Linked DNA regions of Mus musculus: all the other regions are linked to region 4. Evidence: chromatin loops called from intact Hi-C (ENCODE). Cell type or tissue: left cerebral cortex. All regions are shown on one strand.

Region 1 (5,000 bases), 930 kb before region 4:
AAACTGTTTGAAAGCTTTACTCTATGACCTTCTTTGTGCCCCTTATGTGAGCAAACACAGAAGTTTCGAGGCTCCGGTGCACTTGTACAGATGCTATCTCAGGTGCAAGTTTCTCAGCAACTTCGATATTTCACACTGTGCTGACAGCTGGTGGGGAGGAGACTGCAGGTCCTCAGTTCAAAAAAAATATTCTACCTGAAAGAGTAAGTTAGGGCTAACCTCGAACCCCTTCAGACGAGTGGTTCTGTCAAGGTTCCTGCCCCATCTTTTTTGTCTTGCAGAAAAGGCTCCGTTCAGGTGCAGATTCTGTTCACTGTACTTAGGGCATTTGTGACCCATTTATAAGACAGTTGAAGGACACAAACTTCCTTCTTGAGATGGAGGTCACAAAGGCACAAAAGAAAAAGACTTCATTAAGGAAGGAAGTGGATCTTTCAGAAGGAGACAGACAGTTCATTGTGATCGTGACGGAGTATGCCACGCTCTGGACTTGGGGGAAGCGGGAGTGATAGCTAGCAGGTGTGCACACTGCTGCATCAATCTCTACGTGTAGTGCTGGTGATTTCACAAGGAGGGAGAAGTTAAAAACTGAGGGTCGGGCTGTCAGTGAAGTAGGATGACACATGCAGACTTGAAAGAAACGCAGTGTGAAGCTGCAGTAAACTGTTTACATTTATTCCTACACATACACATTTATTTTTCAGTCCTTTATTTCCTTAAAAGGAAGCGAAACTAGCTACACGACGACAGTCCCCGTCCATGGTGACAGTTGTTTCAGATTTTGATTCCTAACGCCTTTCAGGCTCTAAATCACTCCCCACCCCCCATAGTGCTTTTTGTTCTGCTCTTTTGACCTAGCCTGGGAATTTTAAAGAACATTTTTTTCCCTTCCTTCCTTCCTTCCTTCCTTCCTTCCTTCCTTTCTCCCTTTCTCCCTTTCTCCCTTTCAAGTTTCTCACTCAAAAAAAGAGCCCTTATAATGTTCTTTCCTAAATTCAAAGTGCAAAGATAATAAAATTCTAAAATAAAATTAATGGGTAAAGAAACAATGTTTTTATCTGTAATTATGTAAACAATTTTATAATTAAACTCTGTAGTGCAAGGCAATTGGATTTTTGCACTTCCTGAAAACAACAAGCTGCTTATATCTGGAGGGATAAATATGACAAGGGGTGGGGAGAGCTGAGAAAGAGAAGGTGAGGGGTGAATATAGTCAAGGTATATGGTGCACTTGTACAAAAAGGTCTTTAAGAAATCCAGCACTATGTACAATGAATACAAATGATAAAAATTTCATGTAAGAACAGAAACTCCCTGTCACGTGTCTTACACGGTTTGTAAATGTATAGAGTATAAATTTAGATCCTAGGCTTAGGCAATTATGATCCGCTGCTGACAACTACAGTTTTTACAATCAGACTCTAGTCTGAAACTAGAGTTTCAGACTAGCCAACAGAACACCCAGGCAAGGCATCATGTCTTTGGGGTGGGGGTGTCTGAAATATGGTCCCTCAAATGGTGTTGACGGCTGACGCAGCGTCTCAATGCTGCTACCTTGCTCTTAATCCTTTGTCTGTGTTTTGTGGCAATTTAATGCTTTTGAATGAGTTGAAGTGTTTGATTATTCGATACATATAGTCACATAGATGTCTATATGGCAATGGAATCAAATCTTGTGGTGAATAGTTACATACTAAATGATTCAGTCAGGGAAAGACCTCAGGTAACAGTGGTCCATGATTATAATGGAGCTTAAAGATCCCCCTCTTAGTGACATCATACCTACTGTTGTGCTGTGGTGGAACACATCATCCACTTATCTGTGATGATCCTGACGAAAACAACCACCTGTCCTGTAGGTCACATGGGCACACAGCCCATGGAACTACAGGCAGAACACACTGCCTAATGAATAACTATGCCGTTATCAATTTTTTTCATATTTACTAAATTGTACTTTTTATTAGTAGAGTAGACTAATACATATAATGTCATGGGGCTGGAGAGAGAGGTGGTTCAGCAGTCAGGAGCACTGGATGTTCTTTGAAGTCATCCATGTTCACTTTCACGCACCCATACAGTGGCTCACAACCATCTAGAACCCTAGTTCAAAGGGAATCTGGCGCCCTCTTCTGGCTCCTGCAGGTACTGTATGCATGTGGTACATAGCCACACAGACAAAACACTCACATAATTAGATAAAATAAAAATAATATCATTCATCAAAAACAATACCAGGAGCCATCACGGCAGCATCCATCTCTTGCCTCCCAAGTCCTAAAGAGTTACATGGAGTGATTGACCTACACCATCTAGGTTTGTTTAGGTGCCAAATATACAGCTACTTCAAGGGAGAAACGGCCCTAGTTATGGTTTTCAGAATACATCCCTGTTGTTAAAATGACAAATGTCTGTACTAATTAGACATCTAACAGAGTGAAATCCAACTTCAAGATTATTGTACAGTGTTTGAATTCTGAAAATAATGAGGAACTGGGGAGCTGGGGAGATAATATAGTGATTAAGAGCACTGGCTGCTCTTCCAGGTGAGCTGAGTTTCTCAGCACCCACACCCACATCCATTCCTCAGCTCACACCATCTGTAACTCCAGTCCCTGGGGATTTGACACCATCTTTTGGTTTTTCTGAGTACTATTGAGTCACATGATGCATAGACATACATGCAGGCAAAATATCCACACACATAAAAAAAGTAAAAAAAAAAAAAGCAAAACAAAACTAAGCTTTACTAGGTAAATAGAATAATAATCTCAGGGGCAAAGTGAACATGAGAAATAGAAACACAACTTTCCGCTGCGCAACTGTATTCCCAATGTTTACACAGAATTGTGTGTGTATATGATGTGCATGTGTGCATGCATACATGTATGAAGACATGAGTGCACATGTGTGCATACGCAGGCATGCCTGAGCTGGGGCAGGAGTGTCTGCTCTCTATGGCTGCTTTGCTCCTCTCCCCATGTTGACTCCAGGAATCAAGCTCAGGTCATGAGGCTCACATGGCAAGTCCTTTTGTCTGCAGAGCTATCTTGCTGGCCCCACATGCTGGTTTTGAAATTTTGCACTACACTCTCTGAACATATTTTATTATTCCCACTTGCAACTTTCCATTGCCTGGGGAGCAAAATCACATTAACTGCCTACTCCGTGTCATTTGCTCCCCTTAGCGCACCACATGCACATCTCATTTAATTTTATAGCTTTATGAGGTATGGGCTCACATTAGTTATTTGACAGATAAGGATTGTGAGAACCAGAAAGATGAACTAACTTGCTATTGGTCACACAGTTGGGAACAGTTAAGATACGGTATGATCTCTGGCAGTCTGACTTAAGAACTCCCATCCTGCCTCACTAAGTCCTCCATGGGGTTAAGACTTGTGATTAACAGTCTCTGTAGTGTGCACAAAAAACAAACTTTACCCAACTATGACAGAGACTTGCAACCTCACCTAGAGTTTTCCTTTCTCCATCTGAAATCGAAATTTGAAATTAATCATGGATGACGTTCCCTAGCAGAGACTCGTCATCTAGAAAACCAATTTTATACTTACAAAACCAACCATTCTGAGCCTTCCTGGTATCTGGAGGTTTTCTGAACTGCGGCAGCTTTTACATCAAGGGAAACCATCAACATGCTGTGGTGACATTCTCTATTCTCTACCCTGGCAACAGCAAGGCTGGACCATATCAAAAGACCAACTCAAGAGACATGGGGAAAATAGTGGAAGCCATGTAGAAGATGACTTAGCCACTAGGGATTTTGTCAGATTTTGAAACAGGCCAGGGAGACTCAGTAGCCACTGCTATGTTAGAACTTCTACTTATAAAATTGGGTCTTGAAAAAGGGCTGGAGGGAAAGTTCCAGTAAGTCTAGTCTCATCTCGAAATATCTCATTCATGTAACTCCTATGATTGCGAATTGACTGACTGTTTCATGAAGCACACTTTGGCAATCTGGGCCTGGAAAGAGACCTGTATCATGGAGACTTAGCATAAGGTGGGGCCTTGGTGACCAGCCTGTCTTTCTCACTATGGACTGAGGAACCAAGAGAATAAACAGACACCTTGCAGCTTGTCAGTGTTCGCTTATAGCAAAAATCGGACCCACTGGCTCCAATATCAGAGATTTTAGTTGACCGGCTTGATCTCCCTTCCAAGCACAGCGTCTGACCTTTCAGATTGGTGGTCTGAGTTCCTCCCTCTTCATTCGATGCCTTTGTTGGCAAGAGTGCTATGGCTGAAGCTACCATCCCAACTCACAGCGCCCTGGCTATGCAACCAAGTGACCAACCCCTATGCATGTGATGAAAACATTAAAAATAAAGACAAAAATCCCCACCACACTTAACACTATGTGCAGTAGTATTGGGTATTTCCTTAATATCCCAAGTTCTTGAACCACCAGTTATAATTTTATTTTTTACCCATAGCCATAAGATGCATGCACAGAAGAAAACATGGCATGAAACAAATTTCCATCCTTTACCTGACTATCATTTTAAAGGTAGGTTCTGAGGGAGTTAATTTTGCTTTTGGAGATGGGTGTCTTACATCAGTGATGGTCTACAGTAATTTCTATGGACACCATGGGCAAATAGGACAGGTTGAGAACTCTCTATGGGATGGAGGTTTGGCACACGGGCTCATATTGGATCTAGGATCGACCTACCAGGAGCAGCTGCAGCAACAGCACCAGCAGAAGCAGCAGGTATTGTTGGGCCTTTGGTTTCCAGGCGCTTGAGACACAGCCTGTGTTCCTTCATTTTGTGACTGCTGCCGTTTTCTCATGTCAGCTGCTTCAGAACCCAACTGCCTAAAGGGAGACAGAAAATATTAAGTCATGAAGAGCCTGGGTAAAGGCAAGTGAAGAGAAACACGGTTAGACACAACGCAACAGGAATGGAAAACCCAAAGCAAGCTCAGTAGTCAGAACCACTGGCTGCTCTTGCAGAGGACCCAGATCAATTCCCAGTACC
Region 2 (5,000 bases), 760 kb before region 4:
TGAATGCCAATGTGGAAATATAAGCGGAATAAACCCTTTCCTCCCCAACTTGCTTCTTGGTCATGATGTTTGTGCAGGAATAGACACCCTGACTAAGACACATGCTGGTGAGGATGTGGAGCAAGGGAAACATTCCTCCATTGCTAGTGGGAGTGCAAACTTGTACAACCATTCTGGCAATTAGTCTGGTGGTTTCTTAAAAAAATGGGAATTGTTCTACCTCAAGACCCATCTATACCACTCCAGGGTATATACCTAAAAGATGCTCCATCATCCCACAAAGGACACTTGCTCAACTATATTCATAGCAGCTTTATTAATAACCTGAAACTGGAAACAACCTAGATGTTCCTCAACTGATGAATGGATAAAGAAAATGTGGTACATCTACACAATGGAATACTACCCAGCTGTTAAAAAAAGGACACTATGAAATTTACAGGCAAATGGATAGAACTAGAAAATATCCTGAGTGAGGTAACCCAGACCCAAAAGAACATGCATGGTATACTCACTGATTAGTGGAAATTAACCATAAATACAGGATAACCATGCTATACTCAACATACTCAAACAAGCCAAATAATGAGGAGTGCCTCATGTGTGGTGTGGGTGGTTGTAGATGCTTAAGGATGCTTGGTACTCAGAAGAAATAACAGACTTTGAGGGTGGATAGGGGAGAGAATTGGGAAGAGGACTGGGAAGGGAATGGAGTAGGAGTGGGATCAGATCTGGGCTCTGGAGAGAAGGGAAAGTGGCCCCAGAGGGCATCTCTAGGAAGTGCCAGAGACTGGAGGCAGGGGCTGGGAGGGAGTGGAGGCCCCAGGGAGTCTATGGAGGTGACTCTAGCTAAGACTCCTAACAGTGGGGGATATGCAGCCTGAAGTGACCACCTCCGGTAGCCAGGCAGGACCCCAAGTGGAGGGATAAGGACAGCAACCCACCCACAAAACCTTCGACCCAAATTGTGTCCTGCCTGCAAGATGTGCAGGGACAACGATACATCAGAGACTGAGGGAATGGCCCAACAGAACCATCCCACAGGCAAGAACCAAATCCCTGACACTACTGATGATACTCTGTTATGCTTGCCTACAGGAACTTAGCGTACCTGTTCTCGGAGAGCTACACCCAGGAGCTGATTGAAACAGCTGCAGACACTCATAGTCAAACATTAGATGGAGTTCTAGGAGTCTTATGGAAGAGCTAGGGAAAGGGTTGAGGGACCTGAAGGGAAAAGGAACCCCACAGGAAGACCCATAGAGTCAGCTAACCTTGACCCCTGGGTTCTCCCAGAGACTGAGCCACCAACTACAGAGCAAGCACAGGCTGGATCTAGGCCTCCTGCACATGTAGCAGATGTGCAGCTTGTTCTTCATGTGGGTCCCCCAACAACCAGAGTGAGGGCTGTCTCTGACTCTGTTGCCTGTCCGTGAGTCCTGTTCCCCTGAAGTGGACTGCTTTGTCTGACCACAGTGGGAGAGGATGCACCTTGTTCTGCAGTGACTTGAAGTGCCAGAGCGTGGTGATACCTGAGGGAGAGCTCCCTCTTCTCAGGGGAGAAGGAGGTGAGGGAGGGGCTGTAGGAGAGGCTGTGAGGAGAGTGGGGGACTGTGATCTGGACATAAAGTGAATAAGTTTTTAAAAAAACCTAAAAAACCAAACCAAACCAAAACAAGACAAAACAGATAATCATATAGAGTTTTAAGTTCCACACAAAGAAACCTTTGTCTGCTAGTTTTTCCTGTTTTGAGTCAGCCTGTAGTTCGGCCTGGCCTGGAGTATATCATACCTACTAGCTGGCCTTGAATTCATGGCCACCCTCCTGTTCGTACCGTTCCAAGTCATTGTGTAAGCTTTTTGCTCACCTTCAAATTGAATTTAGAACACTTTAAAATTCAATTTAAATTTCAATTGCACATGAAAGGGACTTGGATTGGGCTCGCCTCCCACACAGGAGGCCCTGGGTCCCGTGCCCAGCACTGCCTGTTTGTACGTTAACACACCTTCCCCCAGCACACAGGAATCCATATCAGAGGTACTTAAGGAAGAACTTCCTGTGCACAGCGATGAGGATGAGGTCTTAACACATCTATTTCACATGTGAATGAGAACGAATCACATTTGCCAAATGTGAGATATATTAACATAGTCCACAGTTCTGAAACTTATTAATGACCAGATTCTAGACAGAGCAGCTGGCGTTAAGTCCGTCCCCCCCCCCCCCCCCCCCGTGAGATTCAGGCTTGAGCCATTTTTACAGTAAGGAACATTTAAAATGTTCTAAAATGTCTTCCAGAAGAAATTGAGTTGCTTGCAATTTGTATCTATCTCCCTTTAATTTTGACAGCAGAATGGTCCTGAGGAGACATGGGTGATAGAGAAATGCAGGCTTTCTAGGGTGTTAATATAAGGGTACAGCCTCACTTATTGGGGGTTCAGCCCTGGCAGTACCGTGGTTTAGGTCGTTTCTCCTGATGTTTACCCATGGCTTATAAAGCATCAGACAGGCACTTAATGATCTTCTGGAAAGACAAACCAAGCTCTTTTCTGTTAATTTCTATTTCTGTATTTTATTTTTTAGAACTGGTTTTCTGAGACTGTTATCTGTGGAATTTGAGTTAGTTTATGCAAACAAATAATTTGAAATGGAATGAAGCCGTTATAATCACTTCGAGCTCTTCATTGTGTGTGTGATGTTTATAATAAAACAAAAACGTGAGAGAATTCTCTAAATAATTAGCTGTGATCTCCGCATTTATTCATGGACTACATTATTAGAGCATTTTATACACAATCTTAAAAATCCCTTCCTCAACGGCATGCCACGAACATTGACTAGACATACAATGAGGTCGTTTCAAAAGCCTTTATTAAGACTTTATCTTCTTTCCACAATAAATTAACGTGCCGTTGCGCAATGCGAAACAAATTTATTCACGGAAGGGAGATCAGTGCACCTTCCTCGCAGAAGGGGTGCGAATTCTGCAGCTGCACTTCTCGGCAGCAGCACCAGGAGGCGCTAATGCACCGTAGTTCGTTGTCCCTTTGCCAGCCCAGGTGTTGCCAGCCTGCTCTGAGCTCAGCATGCTCTGAACCTCCTGTACAACCCAGGACATGGCAGATGGACAAACTGCAGCCGCATTCGACCTTAGATGACGTTTACATAAGGGCATGATTTAGTTTCTTTGTGTATCTGGGAGGGAACTTCATGAGGTGAGGCGAAGGACTCTTTACTTTTCTTCCTATTTTTCGTGGTAAGATTAGTGGCTGCGGCCGGTAAGGGAGGGAGGAAACAATTCTTTGCTTTTGCTTGAATTAATTGCTGGCCATAAATAGCTTACGAAAGTCAGGGACTTCCGGCTGTGGAGCAGGAATTCTTAAGAACTGGAAGGAGCAGACCGAGTGTGATGGAGAGACATCTCTATTTCCTTAGAAAACAATGAAAATAGAAGATTGTGATTATGTGATTGTATGATCACGATCATATTTTATTTTAAGAAAAGGTAAACTGTCTTGTACCAGGCCATGTCTCAGAACATGAGATGCTGGTCACTGTTACAGTTTGGATCAAAAATGTTCAGTGGGAAGAAATAATCACAAGGCTTAAATTCCATAATTGCATTCCATCAGATGCATGCAAGATAACAAAAGCAAAGAGCATTTGTCCTGTAAATGACATGAAACCCTCACACAGCACAAGCAGTCAGTACATGTACCTTTTGCTTGCCTCCAGGGATATAATGGTAAAAGCTTGAGAGCTGCTGAATGTGGATGCTGATGGATGCTGCAAGGGCTCATCCTGCCCTTTGGGTTTCTTAAACTCTGTAACCAAGTTACTTATCAGTGGAAACCATCCAATAACAATAACAGAGATGGACTCGTGAACAGTAATTTATGTATAGTGTGCTGAGAGTGGAGTGTTGGCTCCCTTCTCCCTCTCTCCCTCCCTCCCTCCCTCCCGGATCCCCTCTATTCTTTCCCCTCATTTTGCCTCTTTTATGCTGAAACTATAAGCATGTGCCAAAATACCTAGTGTGAATCTTTCAAATAGCTGTAAAACAGAAGGTTCTCCAACAGTTGCCTTTGTGTCTATTTTTGATGCAGAAGCCAAACTCTATGTCCCTTCCACTCCCTAAACATATCCTGAAGCACTGTTATCCTCCCTCCCAGAAAATCTTTTCGAAGAACAACAACTTTGACAAGAAACTTTGAAAAAATTTAATTCGCCATATGTTGTGGTTTATGTGTGGGATACGGGCACTTGGAAGTCTGAGGCAGGTAGATCCTGAGTATGAGGCCACTTTAGTATGTTCCAAGTATGTTTCAAGCCAGTGTGCTAGATAGCATGGCTCTGTCTCAAAGGCAATCAAAGAACACAGAGAAACACATTAGCATATTTTTTGTTCACCAGACAAATAAGATGGATTTGTGAGATGGAGCTAGGTATTGAGGTCTATTGAAATGACCTATCAGGAAGAGATACAAATCAAGAGCTTTCAATAGAAATTTATATCTCTGAGATGAAATATTTTAGGCTATTGTTGAAGAAGTATTTTATACTCATTACTACTAAACCTACTGCTTATACATTTACACACACAGGCGCTGGACCTAGGCCCCCAGCACATTTGTAGCAGATGTGCAGTTTGGTCTTCCTGTGGATCCCCTGACTATTGGAGTGGGAGTGTCTCTGACTCTGTTGCCTGCCACTGGACCTCCTTCTCCTAGCTGGTTGGGCCTCAGGGGGAGAGGATGCACTTAGTCCTGCTGCAACTTGATATCCTAGGTTGGGTGGTAACCATGAGGGTCTTCCCCTTCTCTGAGGGAAAGGGAAGGGCTAATAGGGGAGGGATTTGAAAGGGTGGGACTGGGAGGAGAGGACAGAGGGGGACTTCCATCAGGATGTAAAGTGAATAATTAAATAAATTATTGAAAAAAGTTACAATAAGGTAAAATCAATTTAATCTCCCAAAAATGTACACACATTTATCAATAAT
Region 3 (5,000 bases), 940 kb before region 4:
AGAAACTGAGGTGGAGAAAATGAGCAAGGTCTGCCTGCCTGATGGGATCCGGACCCAACCGCAACCACTTTTTCTTGGCGCTTTTCCAAGGATCCCCAGGCTTAGAGCTGGTTTTGATGGTAATAAGTTACAACTCCTATTGACTCTCAACATCTCAAGCACTCTATGTGTTTGAAAGGTTGAAAGTGAAGGCGCCAAACATAAGAGTTGTGAGTTCTCAAATGATATATGTCATCATGTTGTCAATTGTCATAATGTTAATTTGACAGAATTTAGAACCACTGGGGAGATGGGACCCTAGGCTTGCCTGTGGGGGGTGGGTTATATTGGTTATATTAGTTGGGATAGGGAGACCTGTCTTGATTGTAGGTGGGACTACTTTTGGGCAGGGGATTGTAGATTATATAAAATGGGGAAAGTGAGTTGAACACTAAGACACATTCATTGCTTCTTCTTGACTGTGGATGTGATATGATCATCTGCTCCACACTCCTGATGTCTTAATTTCCCTTCCATGATGGACTGCATCTTGGGAGCCAGAATCAACTGATCCCTCCTTAAGCACGTTGTTGTTGTCTTTCTACTTTCAACCTAGGTAACTATATAACTTTCTTTCTTTTCTTTTCTCTTTTCTTTTCTGAGAGAGAATTTCTCAGAAATCCTCTGCAGGATTTCTCAGGAATTCTCTCTGTAGACCAGGCTAGTCTTGAACTCACAGAGATCAGCCTGCTTCTGCCTCCAGTGTTGGGAGTAAAGGTAGGTAGGTAACATTTTAAGTGAACATTCCTATCTTCCAATCTAAGACACAAAGACAATGACACACATCCAGTGTTCACTCTGGGAATCTTGATCAAAGTCTAAACACTCTAGGGAGGGGAAACATCAACAACTCAGGCTAGAGTTAGCAAAGCAAGTGTGGAGATTAGAGCCTGGTAAGATGAAGAGGGAGGAAATGTGTTTAGTCCATTTCAGAGAATAAGGACAGTGGGCGCTGTCTGTGGATGGTGGACTGTTTGTAGAGAACACTGTGGATTGTCTCGGAAGAGAAACGTCTGAAGCCAACGATGGGTTTCCTCACTCATTATCAGAGCCAGTACACAGTCCACTTGGAAGATGGTCGATCGTTGTAAGAAAACAATTAGTCCTTAGAAATGTCACTAGAAGAGAGTGGTAAACAGCTCAAAACCTTTGCAGTAGCCGTGGTGATGTGGGAGTAGCAGATGATATACTTATGTAACATACATGCGAGGAATCATTAAAATGCACAAACTTAATCCATTTCAATGGCAAAACTCCAGAAAGGTACCACCCTCCTTGGGTAATAGGGACTAAATTACTAACCAGCACCACTTCATTTACAAAACAGAAACTCAGGTTGACTTGTGCAGTGCCCACAACTGCAGCAGGCTGGGCCTGATCTCCTCTAACTTCTGGCCTCATGCAAGCTTTGCTTTGTAGCATGACCACCACCTCTTGTTATAAAAGCTGTCTGGGATGTTTTTGTCTTTTTCATCAGTCACAAAAGTGGGCTGATCTTAAAGCTATGGGAGGAATAACTTTGATTTCGGACACAGAAAATGTCAGTTTCAAACCTAGAATGCAGATATCACCGTTTCCAGATTTTGGTAATATGACCTGGTTTTGAATGGCATCTATGCACCAAATAGTTTGTGAAATTTTTGTCTGGAAATTTCAGGCAACACAAATGTATATTTTTAGTGTGTTTAATGAAATGCTAAAGAAAAAACAGCATTCTGTTGGGATTGAGGGTGTAGTGCAGTTGAGGAATATGCACTTAACATGCATGAATCCTTTAGTTCAATTCAATGAACCTGCTCGAAACCACGTGTGGTGGAGCAAGTTTGTAGTCTCAGCACTGGGGAGATGGAGGCTAGAGAATAAGAGGTTGAAAGTCAATGTTATTAGCAAGTTTGTTCAAGGTCATTCTGGGCTATGTAGACCAGGTCTCAAGAAAATCAACCAATTATACCACACAACATCACAAAGATTCGGGTTTTACAATCATATGTCAGGTAACGAAATAAGAATGCATTCAACCAGTGTTAAATCCCTACAGTAAGAGAATCTGCTATTAAAATTCTCTCCACTAGATGGCTGTGTTACCTTAGAAATACAAAGCTAAGTCAGTAGAAAGGCTAAAAAAATCTGAGTATAATTATCCTTATTTGGAAAAATAAACATTTTCTTACTTGTAACCCATTTTGGTAATTCTGCCTTTCCAAGGCCTTTGACAATAGTTGTCCAGTTTTTCTGTGGATTTACTAATCAAGATGGAATGGGAGAGTGGATTTTCACCTTGAGCTATGTGCAAACCTGCGGTTATTTCCCTCTTTGGGTTTTGAGAATGAATACTCTCTGGCCCCCAGTCACTTGACTTGGGAAAACAAAATCTTAAAAACCACTGACATTGCTGGGTGTACTTGTGCACACCTTTAGTTCCAGCACTCAATTTGGGAGGCAGAGAAACGTGCATCTCTGAGTTCGAGGCCAGCCTGATCTCAGAGTGAATTCCAGGACAGCCAAGAATACATAGAGAAACCTTTTCTCAAGAGCAAACAACGCCAAGAAGAATAAAACAAAACAAAACAAAACAAAAAATGATGCTAGCAAGATCTTATTAACATTATCAGTATGAGAATAATCTATCTATCTATCTATCTATCTATCTATCTATCTATCTATCTATCTACCCCTGTTTTGAAAGAGCCATTGTGATAGTAGATTCTCTACATTACTACTACATTACTACATTTTCAGCTTAGCTTGGGCAGAAAGATTTACTTCGTGCCAGGCATAGCAGCATATGCCTTCAATTCCAGCACTTGGGAGGCAGAGGCCAGCCTCATCTACAAAGTGAGTTCCATCACAGCCAAAGCTACATGGTGAGACCCTGTCTCGAAGAAACAAAAACAAAAGAAACAAAAAACCATTTACTTCCTTTTAATACATGGAAAACAAAAATACATTTTTTCCATCTTGATTCAATCTCTCTTTGTTCTTGACTTCCATGCATGCATACATACATACATATGCTTTTAAAAATAGGTTCCAAAAATATCCTTTTTTTCTATGTATTAAATTTTATTCCCAACCCTAAAACAGGTATTTTAGTTTCATTGACAAGCTTACTAGCTTTCAAATTTCTAACCTTATTCAACAAGAAAGTTCATGGTTAAAACCTAGACCTATTTAAGCTGATGTTCAGCCAGAAGATCAACATTTCTTTTTTCTTTTCTTTTTATTTTTTAACTTTTTATTAATAAGGAACCTATGTCAGCACTGCTATGTAAACAATGACAAAGATCAAAGGAAACACATCAGGGTTCATATAGACAGTAATATCCATTGTCCTTTATATAATCAATGTATAATAGTTAAAGAGAGTTTAATCCTTATTAAGCAAACATGTTTTGCATACTCAGCCTTCTCTTTATCTTTCTGTGCCTTTATCATTTGTTTGACTTTAAGCAATTCTGCCTGGATAGCTTTATCTCCTGGGGCTATCTCCTGTGCATTCTTAAGATCAGCCAATGCTTGATCATATTCCTTCAATCCTAGCCATCCTTGCGCTTTTCGGTATAGTGCTTTAGTATTTGAAGGGTCTATTTCAAGAGCCTCCAAGCAACTGTCAATTGCCTCCTGCCAATCTGACATCTTCAGCTTACAAACACCTACATTCAGCACACAACTTAAGGCTATAGGTTGCAGTCTGGATGTATCTGCTTTCTCAATAGCAGCCTTTGAACTAGCCATGTACCTTAAAACCTTCGCATATTTTTAATAGCCATCTCCCAGTTTTGAGACTTGAAAAAAGTATTTCCAATGTTTTTTTACGTCTTCAGATATTAATAAAATTTTATTTACATCCTTTTAATCTATATCTGCAGCCTCGGGGAAGTCTGGATGACTATCACCAGAGCCATCTTTGGGGAATATTCCTCAGTCGTCCCCTTCTTTCAATTCTCCACATTCTCCAATAACACAGAGTTTGGCAGGTTTTTCACCATTCACGTCTACATTTTCAAGCGTCCTTGCCACACCTAGTCCTTTTATGACCTGACCAAATACCACATGTTTCCCATCCAAATGAGGAGTCGGAACTGTTGTGATAAAGATCTGAGAACCACTCATATTGGGACCTGCATTTGCCATGCTCAGCAAACCCTCCCCATTCATGCTTATAATGAAAATTTTCATCTTCAAATTTTTCACCATAAATACTTTCTCCGCCTGTCCCATTCTGATTTGAGAAGTCTCCACCGTGAATCATAAATTTCTTAAAAATTCAGTGAAAAGGGCATCATTTAAAATGGTGAGGCTTCCCGGTCACGGATCCAGTTCCTTTTTCTCCTGTACACAATGCATGAAAATTGTCTGCAGCTTTGGGAACAATATCTGTAAACAATTCTAAAACAATTCATCCAACTTGCTCCCCGCCGATGTCCATGTCAAAGAAGCCTCATGGGTTCTTGGAGTTGGAGGGCTTGGCTGCTGGGGATGGGTGGGACATCTTCACTGCAGGCACTGAGAAGTGGGACACGAGTACCCCGTGTGTGAGACCAGATCAAACTCTACTGCACCTCTATGTTATAAGCTGGTGATGCCAAGGTCAACATTTCTTACTTTTCAGGAAGAGGACGTCTTTGTTTTTCCTCAAAATGAAGAGAATTACTGGGACAAAACTACAGACAATATCATAAGATAAAAGCCAACCATTGGACTCTTCTATTCTCAGAGTGGTTGGAAAGCTGTTTTGAGCTTCTCCTTCAACTTCGCTGTCATTTTCTTTGCAATTTATAAGGAAGTTAGTGAATGCTTTTGTAGAAAAACAAGTACCTTGGGTTGAGCAGGGAAAATCAATGCTGGCTTAGTGAACAGACGCTGTCATGGAAATGGAGTGAGCATAATCATCCTACTCTTTAAATGTACCCATTAGACTGCAGCTCAGGCTTGTGATTTACACAGTGTTCCTGCCATGA
Region 4 (5,000 bases):
TCTTTTAGAAAAAGACAATTGTTTCTTTGAACAGGTTTGTGGGGTTGATTTTTTGAGGAACTAAAGGGGTTTTTTGTTTTGTTTTGTTTTGGTTTGTTTGTTTGTTTTCCCTCAGATATGGGGATGTGGGTAAAGGACAACATTAATAACCCTCCAGTCCTAATTAATTGCATATGGTTAGTTGAGTCGGAAGAGTGTTGAGGTATAAGGGTCATTGAGATTTTAACAGACCAACGACTTTCCTGGCTGATGCAAACAACCTAATGCATGGTTGTTACAAAGAAACTTAGAGTCTCTCTTCCCACCCTCTCTGCAGCATCCCCGCTTCTGCTCCCCCCCCCCCTACCCCAATTTACACTCCTTTACACGGAAGTGCATAGAGACTGAGGAGGCTGATTCTGAGTTGCTTTGCGCACAATCCACTCCTTCTCTCTCCTCCCTCCCCTCTAGCCTCTGGATCCCTCACAGCCCATGCTCCCTCCCTTCCACTCAGAGAGTGGCGCTTTGGGGATGCTAAGGATGCGCCTCCGTGTACTTCTAAGGTGGGAGGGGGCTACAAGCAGAGGAGAATATCGGACGCTCAGACGTTCCATTCTGCCTGCCGCTCTTCTCTGGTTCCACTAGGGCTTGTCCTTGTAAGAAACTGACGGAGCCTAGGGCAGCTGTGAGAGGAAGAGGCTGGGGCGCCTGGAACCCGAACACTCTTGAGTGCTCTCAGTTACAGCCTACCGAGTCCGCAGCAAGCATTCAGAACCATGGACAGCAGCGCCGGCCCAGGGAACATCAGCGACTGCTCTGACCCCTTAGCTCCTGCAAGTTGCTCCCCAGCACCTGGCTCCTGGCTCAACTTGTCCCACGTTGATGGCAACCAGTCCGACCCATGCGGTCCTAACCGCACGGGGCTTGGCGGGAGCCACAGCCTGTGCCCTCAGACCGGCAGCCCTTCCATGGTCACAGCCATCACCATCATGGCCCTCTATTCTATCGTGTGTGTAGTGGGCCTCTTTGGAAACTTCCTGGTCATGTATGTGATTGTAAGGTAAGGCATGTTCTGAATACCTAGTTCCGCAGGGGGGAGGGGACAAAGCTCCCCCATGAGTGACAGAGGAGAAGTAAACAGGGTACAAAGAGGGGGTGGTTTGAATAGAGTATTTGCTGTTTGTGTGTGAGCTTTTACTTTTCTGGGTTTTGTTGGTTGGTTGGTTTTATTTTTCTCCCTCTCCTTGAAAAAGCAGTGTTCAAGATTCCAAAGACAAGACATTTCTTTGGCCAAAACTATTAAGATGTGGTGGTGGGAGGCTCCATCTTGGATCCCCTTTTTATTCTAAGCCAAGAGGGTCTTTGAAGCATGTTTTGCAGTCAATCCTCCCTCTGGATGAGCTGTAAGAATAGGAAATTGTAAACAGTGAGGAGGGGAACCTTGTTTGCTTCTCCTAACTGAAAGACAGAGGCTTCACAGTAAGTTAAAGAGATAAACTCGATAACTTTTTTAGACCTGCTGGTTTAGGCTAGACTACAGTCCCACCACTTCTATATTCTGGGAGCCTTTATCTTACTCTTCTTCCATCCTGAGGCTGCCCCAGGTGGAGGAAGCTTTCCTGCCATCTCTCCTGGGCAGGGTAGCTTAAAGGTAGCAAGTAAGCTGTTGTGATGTTTAGCCCAGTACAGTACTTTCTTCCTGCAGTTCTGCTGAGGGAGTTCCAAGTGGGATCTGGAATTGCTGGGTAGCTCAGGGCATAACTATTTCTTCAGTGCTTGCAAACATGAGAAGCAATTAAGGAAGTTAAAAGCAGCAACGTTCAGGATGGTCTAGAGAGGAAAGTATCTCTATCTAGTGAAATTACTTTCAAAGAGTTTGAACAGAAAGAGTCTGCTTTCTGTTGTTTTGGGTGCTCCAGATGAATTCAGCAAAGATTGAACGTGATATTGTGTTGGCTGAGTTACATCTTCAGATTCAGCCTGTTACTGTGGAGTACTTATCTATCCACTTCTGATAAAGTAGATGGATACCCCAGCACTTTAAAATGGCTCCTGATTTGAGTTTTCTTCCCAGTGGGGTTATGTGGCATCATGAGCTTGGCACTTCCATGTTTAGTTACAATATTTGCTTCACCTATTCAACACACATGTCTCAGGCTTCCACAGAGTGCTCAGAGTCCCTGAAAGATCATTTCCCTCATTATGCTTTTATTCCCAAGGTACTGCAAATTGCTTGTCTGATTTCTTTAATTAATGATTGTTTAAAGTAAAGCTGATTTCTCTGGTCTTTGGGTGAAGGATGTGTCTCTGAGAAAAGAGCACCATCTATTGAAAGGAAGGCTAACAGCAGAAGAAAAACACAGGCAGAGAATCAATATAGAAATGTATGCTTTGAGACATTTATTCTCTGTGATTCAAAACAGAGATTCAAATTAGAGATTCAGTCAGTCTCATCACACAGTTACAGCAGTAATTAAAAGATGGCTTTTGGTAAGGAAAATATGCTATTCATTGTTCCTGGGGGGTAAAAACAGAATCATAAAATGAGAGAACTGAAATGTTCTTAGGGTTTTCTATGCTAGACAATTGAACCAATACAAAGAAATCATTTTTTTTTTAACTGAGACAAGATATTTACTAGTTCACTGCCCATGGCTGTCACTGTGCTCACATAATTTTCTGTTTATTAGGATATATACATTGATGGTTTGAGTTAATTCTTTTGCTAGATCAAGAGAGAAAGCTTGCTTTACAGTAGTGATACTAAATAACAAAACACCCCAAATTTATGCATGTGTTCTTGGGTTTAAAAGGTGCGAAACAATTGCCAAAGAATCCAGGAGCTTTTTCTCTTTATGATCTCAGCATCTTCCTCCCTCCTTTTTATCCCCTCCAGCTTCTATTTTTCTATAAAGAGTGCCAGTAGCACAGGAAGCAGCTGGAGCAGACATGGCTTGGTCTTTGCCCAATGCTGAGTTCGTTCCTGGCCTGGTGGGTTCATTTTAAAAGCATTGCCTCTCACTTGTTCACTTGGAGACATGGTCACACTGTCTCTCACTGAGAACATGGTATTGTGCTTTTTTTTCTCTGTACTGAAAGTTCTGACAAAGGCAGCTCTATTTGAAAGGTCAACCCAAACACCCACCTGTGGCAGATAAAGTGCTTAATTCCATGGGCAGATAACCTTCTGAGAATAAGAATGTGAAATAGAAAAAGAGGCAGTTCAATGACACATGAAGTGCTGGTCAAGTGTCTGTGGGCTGAAGACTCTGTGCCTAGGTAGCTGAGCTCATTCAACTGACTGTCTGTAATTTTCAATGTCCCAGATCCGCTCAGGAACTGTGTCACTCTTTTACAAAAGAAAAGTATGAGCCCACAAAGTAATAAAAGGAGCTCACTTACATCTACTCCCTAAAACAACACATATGATTAAGTAGTCCATGAGCTACGACTGCTGGCTAGATGAAGGTAGTATCGTCCAGAATAGCTTAGCATCCTGACTGAATCACAGATGACTATAATAACAACAGCAACAAAAATGACTGTAGTGCCCATGATGTTATTAATGTCTGTTTTCTCAGGACCATCTTCATTATCCCTTCCACAACACCATAAATGAGCCAACCTTAAGTGGGATTCTTATAAAGTTCTGTTCTTAGGAATGTAAGAAAAGACAAAGGATTCTGTCCCAGATTAAAGACATGAAATATAAACATGGCTCCATAGAAATGTCATAGGTAACCATCATCTAAGAAGACCTTTGGTTTTAAAAATGGGAGAGAAATGCTTTGTTAATGGGTATCATCTGCTTCAAAGAGGAATCAGTATTGTGGGTTGATACCAACAATTCACAGTTCATATGTGCATAAGTATAAATACAACTCTACAGCTTTGAATTGAGACCAGATTGCTACTGTCACCATGGGAATAAACAGGCAAAAAGAAACGAATACAGGGGTCCTCATCATTTATCATGGTATACTCTGCAGTCTCCATGACTACCACAATATTGCTGTGAGCCTCTGGTTGAAGCACGATCATCAACTAATCGGTACATAAACCTGATCCATATGTGTTTCTTTTTATGGATGTCCTATTTAATATACATTGCAGACTAAACTGCCACTGAACTCAAAGCCAACCATACACATCTGAAGACATGCTTACATAAAGTCTAGCATACTTTCCATGCAAGGCACTTAACAGCTTCCTTGTGCTTTGGATATTAGAGGGCATTTTAAACAGCAAAGTTGCTGAGGTTGGTGGAGCCTAGGGAGGTCTCAGAGACCATTATGACACCTCTATCTAATGTTTTCTACTTCTTGCATGATCAGAGGAATAATTCACAGACGGGAGGAAAAGACAGAGAAGTAGGAGGAAATTCTCTTGCAGAGCCAAAGTAGCCCCCAAGAGAAAGTGAAGGCTTCTCAGGAGAATGTAGAATACCAGGCATTTTGGACAGCTCTGTCCTTTAGGCAAGCATTCATAGAGGAGAGAATTATTCATGAATTAAGGTGAAGAATTACAGAGAAGGGGCGGGATATTCCTGAAATAGGGTCTATTACACTTTTCTATCCTTATATGGAGTTTGGGGGATGTATCCTAACCTCAGAGATATGATGGGAACAGCCAGTTCTGGGAAACTAACAATAAGGTAACATACTGATGCACAGCACAGTTCCTGGGGGAATTGGTCAGTTGTGTTCTTTCCAGCCAGTTTGGGTAGTTCTGGCTTTTAATGCTTGAGCAATCCCATCATGCTCAGCTGTATCACAGTTCTGTGGTTGCTTGCCTCCAGCCCCTGTGCCTTGTGCCTCTCTTTTCCCTCTACCTAGCTAGCCTACTTCAGGCTCCTAAAGAAAACCTACAAAGAAGCATGAGAGGCAACCCTAGCTTTCAGAAGGGATGCTAGTTCACGGTATGAGTGGCTAGAGGCAGAACAGCACTTTGTTTGGAGCCATCTGAGAATTTACAAACAGAGCCTTTGAAGTAATTCATAGCTCTCTACGAACTCACACAAC

The links. Hi-C counts contacts between places; a loop is a spot of excess contacts. Peaks named below come from ENCODE experiments on the same cell type or tissue, not always from the same donor. Only the 100,000 strongest peaks of a DNase experiment are listed, where the experiment ranks them.
Region 1: it touches region 4 in a loop (2.7-fold over the local background); 5 of 42 quality-filtered maps call a loop at or near these places.
Region 2: it touches region 4 in a loop (6-fold over the local background); 6 of 42 quality-filtered maps call a loop at or near these places.
Region 3: it touches region 4 in a loop (11-fold over the local background); 5 of 42 quality-filtered maps call a loop at or near these places.

What each region holds. Positions count from the first base shown.
Region 1 is chr10:5,857,826-5,862,825 of GRCm38, forward strand. It overlaps Rgs17 (regulator of G-protein signaling 17), which reads right to left. Exons shown (of 5, transcript NM_019958.4): 2 at 4,694-4,837. The coding sequence starts at 4,812. Among named protein-coding and RNA genes, the nearest start is that of Mtrf1l, 36 kb to the left of the region's middle. In left cerebral cortex, a CTCF peak has its summit at 2,129 (motif pointing left); no DNase peak of the experiment used is centred here.
Region 2 is chr10:6,032,987-6,037,986 of GRCm38, forward strand. No RefSeq gene overlaps it. Among named protein-coding and RNA genes, the nearest start is that of Rgs17, 110 kb to the left of the region's middle. In left cerebral cortex, a CTCF peak has its summit at 3,009; a DNase peak (open chromatin) is centred at 3,030; H3K4me3 peaks cover 560 bases.
Region 3 is chr10:5,845,035-5,850,034 of GRCm38, forward strand. All of the region lies in intron 2 of Rgs17 (regulator of G-protein signaling 17), which reads right to left. It also overlaps the pseudogene Gm18902. Among named protein-coding and RNA genes, the nearest start is that of Mtrf1l, 24 kb to the left of the region's middle. In left cerebral cortex, a CTCF peak has its summit at 2,107 (motif pointing right); a DNase peak (open chromatin) is centred at 2,144.
Region 4 is chr10:6,788,120-6,793,119 of GRCm38, forward strand. It overlaps Oprm1 (opioid receptor, mu 1), which reads left to right and starts at 451. Exons shown (of 4, transcript NM_001302793.1): 1 at 451-1,039. The coding sequence starts at 756. In left cerebral cortex, a CTCF peak has its summit at 2,296; DNase peaks (open chromatin) are centred at 545, 649 and 2,304; H3K4me3 peaks cover 964 bases.